Linked DNA regions of Homo sapiens: region 2 is linked to region 1. Evidence: read pairs that join two places in POLR2A ChIA-PET (ENCODE). Cell type or tissue: GM12878. All regions are shown on one strand. Each heading gives the region's core, and the rest is flanking DNA. Links, peaks and the distances in the headings are about the cores only.

Region 1 (5,377 bases), core at 245-5,244:
TGTTGCCCAGGCTGGTCTGGAATGCCTGGGCTGAAGTGATCCTCCCCCTCAGCTTCCCAAAATGTTGGGATTACAGGTGTGAGCCACTGTGCCCAGCTTAAATATTTTAAATAGTCCTAAAGGCAGAAGTCCCTTGACTCTTCAGAAAAATGGGAAAATAGTTTAAGGCATTCTCACCACCACAAATGGCTGTGGCAGTACATTCACATTTATAGTTGTCAGGGCATTTATAGTTGGTTAGGGACTTGTCCTTTATAAAACTACTTCAACCAATCTTGCTCTCATCTTTCTTTTGATTTTGGGTTACTTTTTTACATTAGAGACTAAATGTAGGCTAATGGATGAGACTTCAGGGAGAAACAGAAAATGGGAAGTTTTAATCAGGGTTGTAAGCTGAAAGGAATATTTTAACTTGAATTGCCCAGTATAAATATACATAGATAAACCAAAAGCAAAAAAGATTTGGAACCTCTCTATTTGCTGCGTTTATGCATAAGAAAGCCTAGCTAAAATCAGATTCTCTTATCAACAGTAATCTATATGCTTTTCCCAATTAAAAGAACTTTAACACTCCAGTGGGTGTTGTGATGAATGACTACTGATATCATTCAACCACATTAATTCACCCAATATGTCCCAAGGAGTAGCTGTAGCCTTAGTGATCCAGAAACACAAAAGACAGGTCGGTCAGGTCCTTCACCCTCTGGAGGGCAGGTGGGGGTGGACTGATGGCACTGGAGGGGACAAGTGTGAACAGAAAGTGATACGTATTTCAGTATGGTATTAACAGGCCCCCACATCCTTTCAACCTTGAAATATGAGGTTTCTGGGCAGCTAAGAAAAGGGATGTCTTACAGGGTTGGGGGTGTCTAGGACTGAGCTTATTGTCTTGCTTTGCCCAGGACAGTTACAGAGCTGGGAAAGGGAGGGGGAGGAGCCCCATCCTCCAGGAGGGGGAGCAGCACCTGGGGTCTACTAGGGAACAGCTCACCCACACTGAAGACAGGCTGATTTTCCCTCACGTTTTTTCTGTCTTCACTAATTTGACCTCTGCTGTTACAGAGGTCAAATTTTGTTCTTTCTCCATCCTCATTCCCTACCTTGCCCCTTCCTTTGTTCTCCCTAAACAAAAATAACAAAGAGCCTTGGGCTCTAAACTGAGCTAGAGGTATGTTGCAGGTGGTGGGCTTGGTTAGTTAAGGTTCTAGAGGCTAGGGCTGCACTTGGTCCTGTTGTTTCTCTCTACTCATAGAGAAACTTCCATACTTGTACATTTTCCTTTCTTTCTTTTTTTTACCCCCAGACAGCATCTTGGTCTGTCACCCAGGCTGGGTGCAGTGGGACGATCTTAGTCCACTGCAACCTCCCACTCCGGAGCTCAAGTAATCCTCCCACCTCAGCTTCCTGAGTAGCTGGGATTACAGGTGTGTGCCACCACATCCGGCTAATTTTTGTAGAGATAGGGGGTTCTGTCCATGTTACCCAGGCTGGTTTTGGACTCCTGAGCTCAAGAGATTCTCCCGCTTTGGCCTCCAAAATTGCTGGGATTAAAGGCGTGAGTCACACTGCCTGGCCTCGCGCCTTTCTTTTCTAAGTGAGCGTGTGTGTGTGCATGTGTGTGTGTGTGTGTGTATTTTATTGTATTTTTTTTTTTTATTTTTGAGATGGTGTCTCGTTCTGTCACCCAGGCTGGAGTGCAGTGGCGCGACCTCGGCTCACTGCAACCTCTGCCTCCCGGATTCAAGTGATTCTCCTGCCTCAGCCTCCCGAGTAGCTGGGATCACAGGCGCCCGCCTCCACGCCTGGCTAAGTGCTTTTCAAAATGGCTACCGAACCTTTTTGCCTCGTTTGGTTACAAACTTCACCTAGAACCCGGTTCTTCCCATTGTTGACTCTTGGCATTAACAAAATGAACAGGCCGGGCGCTGTGGCTCACGTCTGTAATCCCAGCACTTTGGGAGGCCGAGGCAGGTGGATCACCTGAGGTCAGGAGTTCAAGACCAGCCTGGCCAACAAAGTGAAGCCCTGTCTCTACTAAAAATACAAAAATTAGCCGGGTATGGTGGCGTGCGCCTGTGGTCTCAGCTACTCGGGAGGCTGAGGCAGGAGAATCGCTTGAACCTGGGAGGCGGAGGTTGCAGTGAGCCGAGGTCGCACCACTGCACTCCAGCCTGGGCGACAGTGAGACTCTGACTCAAAAAGAAAAAAGAAAAAAGAAAACCCCAAATGAACAGAAATACATGTTCTTTTTGATATAGGATCTGTGACATCATCCTTGAAAAAACCCAGGAAAAGCCCACAAGTACCTATGAAATAGCTTTGAAGCACTTTTAAAAAAAAAAATCTGGCAGAAGGCCTAAAAAACTCCGAGGTAGCTGGTGATATTTTCTATTTTAAATACTAGGGAATTAAGGCACAGAGGTGACTAAGGTTTACACAGCAGAAAGCTGCAGCGCCTAGAGTCAATGCAGGTCGTCGTTAGCCCTGGACTATTTCTGCCACTACCAGGGTTTTCAACAAAGAACAGTACGTGTGACAAAAATCCATCTGTTTGTTTCTCTTTTTGAATTACTTAACCTTTGAATATTCAACCTTTTGCCCTCTTTTGCTTTATGTTTTCACACCATCTTATCCTCAAAGAAGGGGAAATACTTATCTTCTTCTGTAAGCCTTTGTATCTAAGAACACAAATGAAGTATTTAGGGACAATTGCTTTGATTTTTACAAGAAAACTCAGTGGCTATTTTGGGTGACGGTATGCTTTGCTAGCAAATAGAAATAGAGAAAATCTGGCATCTCAAGGTGAAATAAGAGTAAACAGTTTCCAGAATTTTCTCCCTCTCTCCTTCCTTAATAATTGCAAATTGCCACTGCTTATAACCATAATAGAAACTAGACATGTCTCCCGGCCTTCCTCAATGAAAAAAATAAAAAAGAAAAGAAACTAGACATGACATAGAGATGTCACTTATGAAAAAGAAAAAAAAATTCAAAGGAATCTCACTTCTGCTTTCAACATTTCTTACCAAATCCAGTTTCTAGGACACAAATCATTCCGCAACCCCTCCTTCCAATTTCTAATCCTATTTTAATCACTGAAATGGGCAGAGTCAGATTTTATGTATGACAATTAATCCCCTATGCAAAGTTAAAACTAATTTTAGGGTAAACAAAAAGTTAACTTCAAAGAGCTAGAGGCTGGGCGCGGTGGCTCACGCCTGTAATACCAGCACCTTGGAAGCCGAGGCGGGCAGATCACTTGAGGTCAGGAGTTCGAGACCAGTGGCCAACATGGTGAAACCCCGTTCTCTACTAAAAATACAAAAATTAGCTGGACATGGTGGCAGGTGCCTGTAATCCCAGCTATTTGGGAAGCTGAGGCAGGAGAACCTCTTGGAGCTGGGGGGTGGACGTTGCAGTGAGCCAAGATCGGGATACTGCACTCCAGCCTGGGTGACAGAGTGAGACTGTGTCTCACACAAACAAACAAAAACATACACAAAGAGGAAAGAATTAAAATCTCAGTAAACACCCTAATCCCATCACTCTATTACCGTAGCTTTCTTTCTTTTTTTTTTTTTTTTTGAGACGGAGTCTCGCTCTGTTGCCCAGGCTGGAGTGCAGTGGCGCCATCTCGGCTCACTGCAAGCTCCGTCTCCCGGGTTCACGCCATTCTCCTGCCTCAGCCTCCCAAGTAGCTGGGACTACGGGCGCCCGCCACCGTGCCTGGCTAATTTTTTGTATTTTTAGTAGAGACAGGGTTTCACCGTGTTAGGCAGGATGGTCTCGATCTCCTGACATCGTGATCCGCCCGCCTCGGCCTCCCAAAGTGCTGGGATTATAGGCGTGAGCCACCGCACCCGGCCCTATTACCATAGCTTTCTTGATACCTGACTGATAACTAAATGTCAGTGCTAATAGCTCAAGCTCTATCTCTAAAGTTTAGAATTTTCTTTTTTTTTTTTTTTTTCTGAGACAGAGTCTCACTCTGTTGCCCAGGCTGGAATGCAGTGGCACGATCTTGGCTCACTGCAACCTCCAACTCCCTGGTTCAAGTGATTCTTCTGCCTCAGTCTCCAGAGTAGCTGAGACTACAGGCACACGCCACCATGCCCAGCTAATTTTTGTATTTTTAGTAGAGATGGGGTTTTGCCACATTGGCCAAGCTGGTCTCAAACTCCTGACCTCGTGATCTGCCTGCCTCGGCCTCCCAAAGTGCTAGGATTACAGGTGTGAGCCACTGTGCCCGGCCAAGTTTAGAATTTTCTAAGTCACCAAAAGGCTTCGACATTTTAACCATTGACCCAGACATTTGACAGAGGCCCCTTTGCAATTGGGAAAAGACTTGGAAAATAATAATGTTCACTTGCTACTGGAAATTTTCAAAGGGATTAGTTGAATTTATCCAACAGTGCATGAATACCTAGTATCACCAGGAACCAATTTGGGTCTACATGGGTACATTCAGGGGTTACTACCTTCTAACCTTATCAGAAGGTAACTAGGGAATGGATAAGCAAGGAATTCATCCTATTCCTGTCATTGGCCTAGTGACTATTCCCCAAAGAGAATGGAATCTCATTCCCATTTGCCTTTTTTCTTTTTTAATTTTTTTTTATGCTTTAAGGGGGTGTATAATGTAAGAAATGATTTGGATTTCTGCTCCTGGATGTTATAGTTTTGGAGATTTAGGCTCCAATCTCTAAAGTTCGTATCTGTGATTGTGCAATCATTAGGTATTATTTTATTTGTCTATGAAGTATGACTACAGTTATATCATAAAACAGAATTATTAATCGTAAATCTCAGTTGAGATCTTTTTATTTGTTTTTAACCTTGTATCCTGAAAGCCTAAAACAGTGTTTGATTCCTTTTTTTTTTTTTTTTTTTTTAGATGGAGTCTTGCCATGTTGCCCAGGCTGGAATGCAGCTGCAGGATCTCGGCTCGCTGCAACCTCTGCCTCCTGAGTTCAAGCGATTGTCCCACCTCAGCCTCCTGAGTAGCTGGGACTACAGGCACTCGCCACCACTTCTGGCTAGTTTTTGTATTTTTAGTAGAGACAGAGTTTCACCATGTTGGCCAGGCTGGTCTCGAACTCCTGACCTCAGGTGATCTGCCCACCTCGCCTCCCAAAGTGCTGGGATTACAGGAGTGAGCCACCGTGCCCAGCCAGTATTTGATTTTTAATGAATATTCTTAGATAACAAACAGATAAATTTAAAAAAAAATTTTTTTTTTCTTGAGACAGAGTCTCGCTCTGTCGCCCAAGCTGGAGTGCAATGGCGTGATCTTGGCTCACTGCAACCTCCACCTCCCGGGTTCAAGTGATTCTCCTGCCTCAGCCTCCCAGTAGCTGGGACTACAGGCGCCCGCCAC
Region 2 (5,377 bases), core at 268-5,267, 73 kb after region 1:
ATCACTCTTTCTCTCAGGAAAGTGAGAAAGAAAAAAAGCAGTCAGGCCGGGTGTGGTGGCTCCCACCTGTAATACAAGCACTTCGGGAGATGAAGGCGGGCGGATCACCTGAGGTTGGGAGTTCGAGACCAGCCTGACCAACGTGGAGAAACCCCGTTTCTACTAAAAATACAAAATTAGCTGGGTGTGGTGGTGCACACCTGTTATCCCGGCTACTCGGGAGGCTGAGGCAGGAGAGTCACTTGAAACTGGGAGGCGGATGTTGCAGTGAGCTGAGATCGTGCCATTGTACTTCAGCCTGGGCAAAAAGAGCAAAACTCTGTCTCAAAAGAAAAAAAAAAAAAAAGAAAAAAAGCAGTCCTGGGCTGCGGTAAGCTAAACTGTCCTGGTTCTAACATCTAGGCCTGGGGTTGTCCTGTTGAACCGAAACCAGGCCACTCTATGAGCATGCTGGAGCAAGACAAAAATAAGACCACTTTACAGTGAGCTGAGATCACCCCACTGCATGACAGTCCGGGAGACAGAGCGAGACCCTGTCTCTAAAAAGAAGAAGAAAAAGAAAAAAAACCACTCCACAGTCATGTCTGAGCACAGACAAAAACACAAATGCCATAAACTACAAAAAATGCGAAACATCTTCCTCTCCCAGCTAATATGAGTGACTGCTGTGCCCTTACTAATCACAGCTTTACCCCACCTTCTAGATAAAAATTCATCATAGAATTATCAAATCCAGAGCAAAATATTGATTCTTTAAACCCTTCCCAAAGTCACCTACTGCAAGTCTAAACTGCAACAAGTTCCTCTCAACTCTGCACTAAGATGCCCCATGGTTCTTCATGGTGTGCTTTCTTCCTCACTGCAACGAACCAAGAAACCCAACTTGTTCAACTACAAGTGTGTTCCTTTGGCCAAAAGGCACTGACACAAGGAAGCTTTTCCTGTCTGCCCCAGGCTGGCTGAGGACTGCCACCTTCTCTGTTCCAAAGATGTCCTGTACCTTACAGCACTGCATTATGCAGGCTATATTGTATTGAAATTCTGTCCATCCATGTCTGTCTCCCTCTGGAGACCTTGGGCCCCACAGGAACCATGTTTTATTTTTTTCCTCTTATTCATTTTTAAGTCCTCAGCTGACAAAGAACCTAGGTCATAGTAAAGTTTCAAAAAAAAATGTTTAAAGAATGAATGAGTAGATGCTGCACATTTCTTGGGTCCAAGATTTAAAGATGCAGCTTCACGTAACACATCATTTTACAACACTGTCAACTATAACGTCATGTGCTTTAAGAATGCAGTCTGGTTGTACAAGGTGACTCATGCCTGTAATCCCAGCATTTTGGGAGTCTTAGGCAGGAAGACTCCTTAAGCCCAGCAGTTTGAGACCAGCTTGATCATCATAGCGAGACTCCGTCTCTACAAAAAATAATTAGCTAGGCATGGTGGTGTGCACCTGTAGTCCCAGCTACTCGAGAGGCTGAGGTGGGAAGACTGCTTGAACCTGTAGGGTTGAGGCTGCACTGAGCTGTGATGGTGCCACTGTACTCCAGCCTGGGCACTGAGCTAGACTCAAAAAAAAAAAAAAAAAAAAAAAGGAATGCAATCTGGGCTTCTCCTCCTAACTCTCTTGCCTCTGAATATTCCTTTTTCCGAAGTGTGTCGAGAAACAACCTAAGTTTGGAGAGATTAAGACACATATCGATGTAGAGAAAGCTTTTTTTTTTTTTTTTTTTTTTTTTTAAGACAGGGTCTTGCTCTGTTGCCCAAGCTGGAGTGCAGTGGCACAAACACAGCTTACTATACCGTTGACTTCCCAGGCTCACTCAATCCTCCTGCTGCAGCCAGCCGAGTAGCTGGGACTACAAGTGCATAACCTCATGCTTGGCTAATTTTTAAATTTTTTGTAGAGATGAGGTCTCGTCATGTTGCCCAGGCTGGTCTCAATTCCTGGGCCCAAGCAATCCTTCCATCTTGGCCTCCCTAAGTGTTGGGATTACAGATGCGAGCCACCACCCCTGGCCAAGGGAAAGCTTTTTAAAAAATTTAAACAAACTCAAAAGTTTTATCAGTTCTGGAAGATCATGATAAAAATGAAATATTGGAGAAAGCAAGCTGTTACCCATCAATGTTGAGAAAATGACAAAACATATCAAGTTTTACATGGCAACATCTGTTTATAATGTGTTAAATTTTTTTTACCTGTTCCTTAAGGGGAAAAAAGTGGGTAACTCAATTAACATCAGGTAGGACTCTAAACTTTCAAAGTAACTTAACTTATTTATTTGAGACATGGTCTTGCTCTGTTGCCCAGGTTGGAGTGCAATGGCTGATCATAGTTCACTGCAACCTTGACCTGCTGGACTTAAGCAGTCCCCTTGCCTCAGCCTCCTGAGGAGCTGGAACTGCACTTGTGTGCCACCATACCCAGCTAAAACTTTCTTTTTTACTTGTATTAATTTTTTTTTTTTTTTTTTTTGCTGGGAAGACTCAGACCCAAGTAACCTTGGATATGAGCTCTCCACCTGGTTAAAACTTTATTACAGTGCTGATTTCTTCTGTTTCTAAGTTTTTGCCAATCTTTGGCAAAGATCAAGACAGGTCATAATTCTTAAAGTTCAGCTGCTTGTAGAGACATTTATAGCAAAATAAAAAACTTAAAAAGAAATGTTAAAGAGTACATTTTTCCTTCTTTTTAGAGATGGGGTCTCGCTATGTTGTCCAGGCTGGTCTTGAACTCCAGGGCTCAAGAAAACTGCCTGCCTTAGCCTCCCAAAGTGCTGGGATTACAGGCGTAAATCACCATGCCCAGCCAAGACTAAGTTTTTAATTTTACTGCCTGGTTATATTGTATATAAATATTTAAAATATCAATCTTGGGCTAGGCACAGTGGTTCATGCCTGTAATCCCAGCACTTTGGGAGGCCAAGGTGGGAGGATCGCTTGAGGCCAGGAGTTCGAGACCAGCCTGGCCAATAAGGTGAAATCCCGTCTCTACTAAAAATACAAAAAATTAGCTGGGAGTGGTGGCATGCACCTGTAATCCCAGCAACTCAGGAGGCTGAGGCAGGAGAATTGCTTGAACCAGGGAGATAGAGGTTGCAGTGAGCTGAGATTGTGCCACTACACTCCAGCCTGGGTGAGAGAGCGAAACTCCGTCTAAAAAAAAAAATAAATAAAATAAAATAAAATATCAATCATGACAATTTAATAGGAAAAGTCTTAAATATTTTATGTTCTTAAACTAATAAAGTGACTTTGAAGCCAACAAGAATGCTGAAAACAAACTGTGTATATTTTAATCTTTCCTAATGTTTTTATGTTCTTCTTTTATTCTACTCAAAAGGCAAACATTTTGTTTCCATGGTTTGAGAATTTAGTATATTGAATTATTATAGATTTTTATTTGTGATTTGCCTTTGTGCTCGATTAAGTGATTGAAATCTGGTTTTAATAAGATATAAACTTTTTTCTAAAGACCTACTCTAGAAGAGCAAACAGATGTATATCATATTATAATATTATATCATAATAAATGTGCTGTTCTCTTTCTTTAATGACACTCATTTAAAATATAGATACAGGTCCAATATCCCTTGTCTGAAATGCTTGGAACCAGAAGTGTTTTGGATTCTGGATTTTAGAATATTTGTATCACGTACCTTCCCAATTAAGCATCCTAAATCTTGTTTTTCTTTTCGAGATGGAGTCTTGCTCTGTCACCCAGGCTGGAGTGCAGTGGCACGATCTCAGCTCACTGCAACCTCTGCCTCCTGGGTTCAAGGAATTCTCCTGTCTCAGCCTCCCGAGTAGCTGGGACTACAGGTGTGTGCCACCATGCCCAGCTAATTTTTGTATTTTTAGCAGAGATGGGGTTTTGTCATGTTGGCCGGGCTGATCTCGAACTCCTGACCTCAGGCGATCCGCCTGCCTCAGCCTCCCAAAGTGCTGGGATTACAGGAGTGAGCCATCAGGCTGGCCAAGCATCCTAAATCTTAAAATCCAAAAATCTGAACTCTGAAATGCTCCAATGAGCATTTCCTTTGAGCATCATGTGGGTTCTCAAAAACTTTTGGATTTCAGAGTATTTTGGATTTAGAATTTTCAGATTTGGGATGTACAACTGTATAAACACACTAGTTGGTTTTCTAACAACTAATGGTCAGAATGAGAATCCTTTCATGAATAACACATTTTATTTTCTACTAATCAAGTGGAAAAAACAAACTTAAGACTCATTTGATAATCACTACACTAAAAGGTTTTAAAATGACTTAAAAATATTTTTTATAGTTTATAAAACTATACTTTCTATAAAAAATGAAAGAACTGAAATTCTTCAGACAATACTTTGTTCATATTTATGTATTTAAAATTTTTTTTTAAATATTTTAAATGTTTTGTAGAGAAAGGGTCTCACTATGTTGACTAGGCTAGTCTCCTGACCTCAAATGATCCTCCCACCTAGACCTCCCCAAAGGACTGGGATTACAAGTGTGAGCCACTGCACCCAGCCAGACAATACTTTGGATGTTCATTTCATTTGCCTATTCTACTTTGTCTAGAGCATGCACAATAGGAATATATATTTTTAAAAACTGATATCTTAATTCTGAAGAAAAAAAGTTTCTGACATTATTTTTAAAATGTGTCAAAGTCCATACCTGATTTCTTAATGATGAAAGAATGTATTCCTTTTCATAATGGGAAATTCTCTTGTGTTTTTGTGGTGTGTCACTAACTAACCAGATCCACAAAAGAAACCAAAATATTCCAATAGTACCTTAAAATAGAAAAATAATAGTTAGATAAAATTAGAATGTACCAAATAACAAACAAAACAAAACAAAAACACAAAATTAGAAAGCACCAACAACAATTTTTACATGTCTTGAAAAAATTATGTAACTATAAATTCAATGTAAAACTGACTTCAGTTTGGATTCAATTTCAAGTTTCTCTCAATTCTTTAATGGGATAATTGCTATAACTGTATTATTGCTTATACATTTTGAAGAAAACAACTTTTTTTTTTTTTTTTGAGATAGAGTCTTGCTCTGTCTCACAGGCTGGAGTGCAGTGACGTGATCTCGGCTCACTGCAACCTCCGCCTGCTGGGTTCAAGCAACTCTACTGTCTCAGCCTCCTGAGTAGCTGGGACTACAGGCACGTGCCACCACGCCTGGCTAATTTTTGTATTTTGAGTAGAGATGGGGTTCCACCATGTTGGCCAGGCTGGTCTTGAACTCCTGACCTCGTGATCCACCCGCCTCGGCCTCCCAAAGTGCTGGGATTACAGGTGTGAGCCACTGCACCCAGCCAGAAGAAAACAACTTTTAACCACATGACTTTGCCTATCAGGGTCTACCAGACAAATCTT

The links. ChIA-PET counts read pairs that join two places held together with the same protein. Peaks named below come from ENCODE experiments on the same cell type or tissue, not always from the same donor. Only the 100,000 strongest peaks of a DNase experiment are listed, where the experiment ranks them.
Region 2: POLR2A ChIA-PET joins it to region 1 with 5 read pairs; 7 of 35 experiments call an interaction of 5 or more read pairs at or near these places.

Annotation. Positions count from the first base shown.
Region 1 is chr6:73,558,042-73,563,418 of GRCh38, forward strand. All of the region lies in intron 3 of EEF1A1-AS1 (EEF1A1 antisense RNA 1), which reads left to right. Among named protein-coding and RNA genes, the nearest start is that of EEF1A1-AS1, 37 kb to the left of the region's middle. RefSeq lists enhancers at 2,840-2,899, 2,910-3,049. In GM12878, for the core only: no CTCF peak of the experiment used is centred there; DNase peaks (open chromatin) are centred at 773, 2,460, 2,630 and 3,070; H3K4me3 peaks cover 717 bases; H3K27ac peaks cover 1,589 bases.
Region 2 is chr6:73,630,721-73,636,097 of GRCh38, forward strand. It overlaps SLC17A5 (solute carrier family 17 member 5), which reads right to left. Exons shown (of 11, transcript NM_012434.5): 6 at 4,662-4,780. Among named protein-coding and RNA genes, the nearest start is that of SLC17A5, 21 kb to the right of the region's middle. In GM12878, for the core only: no CTCF peak of the experiment used is centred there; no DNase peak of the experiment used is centred there.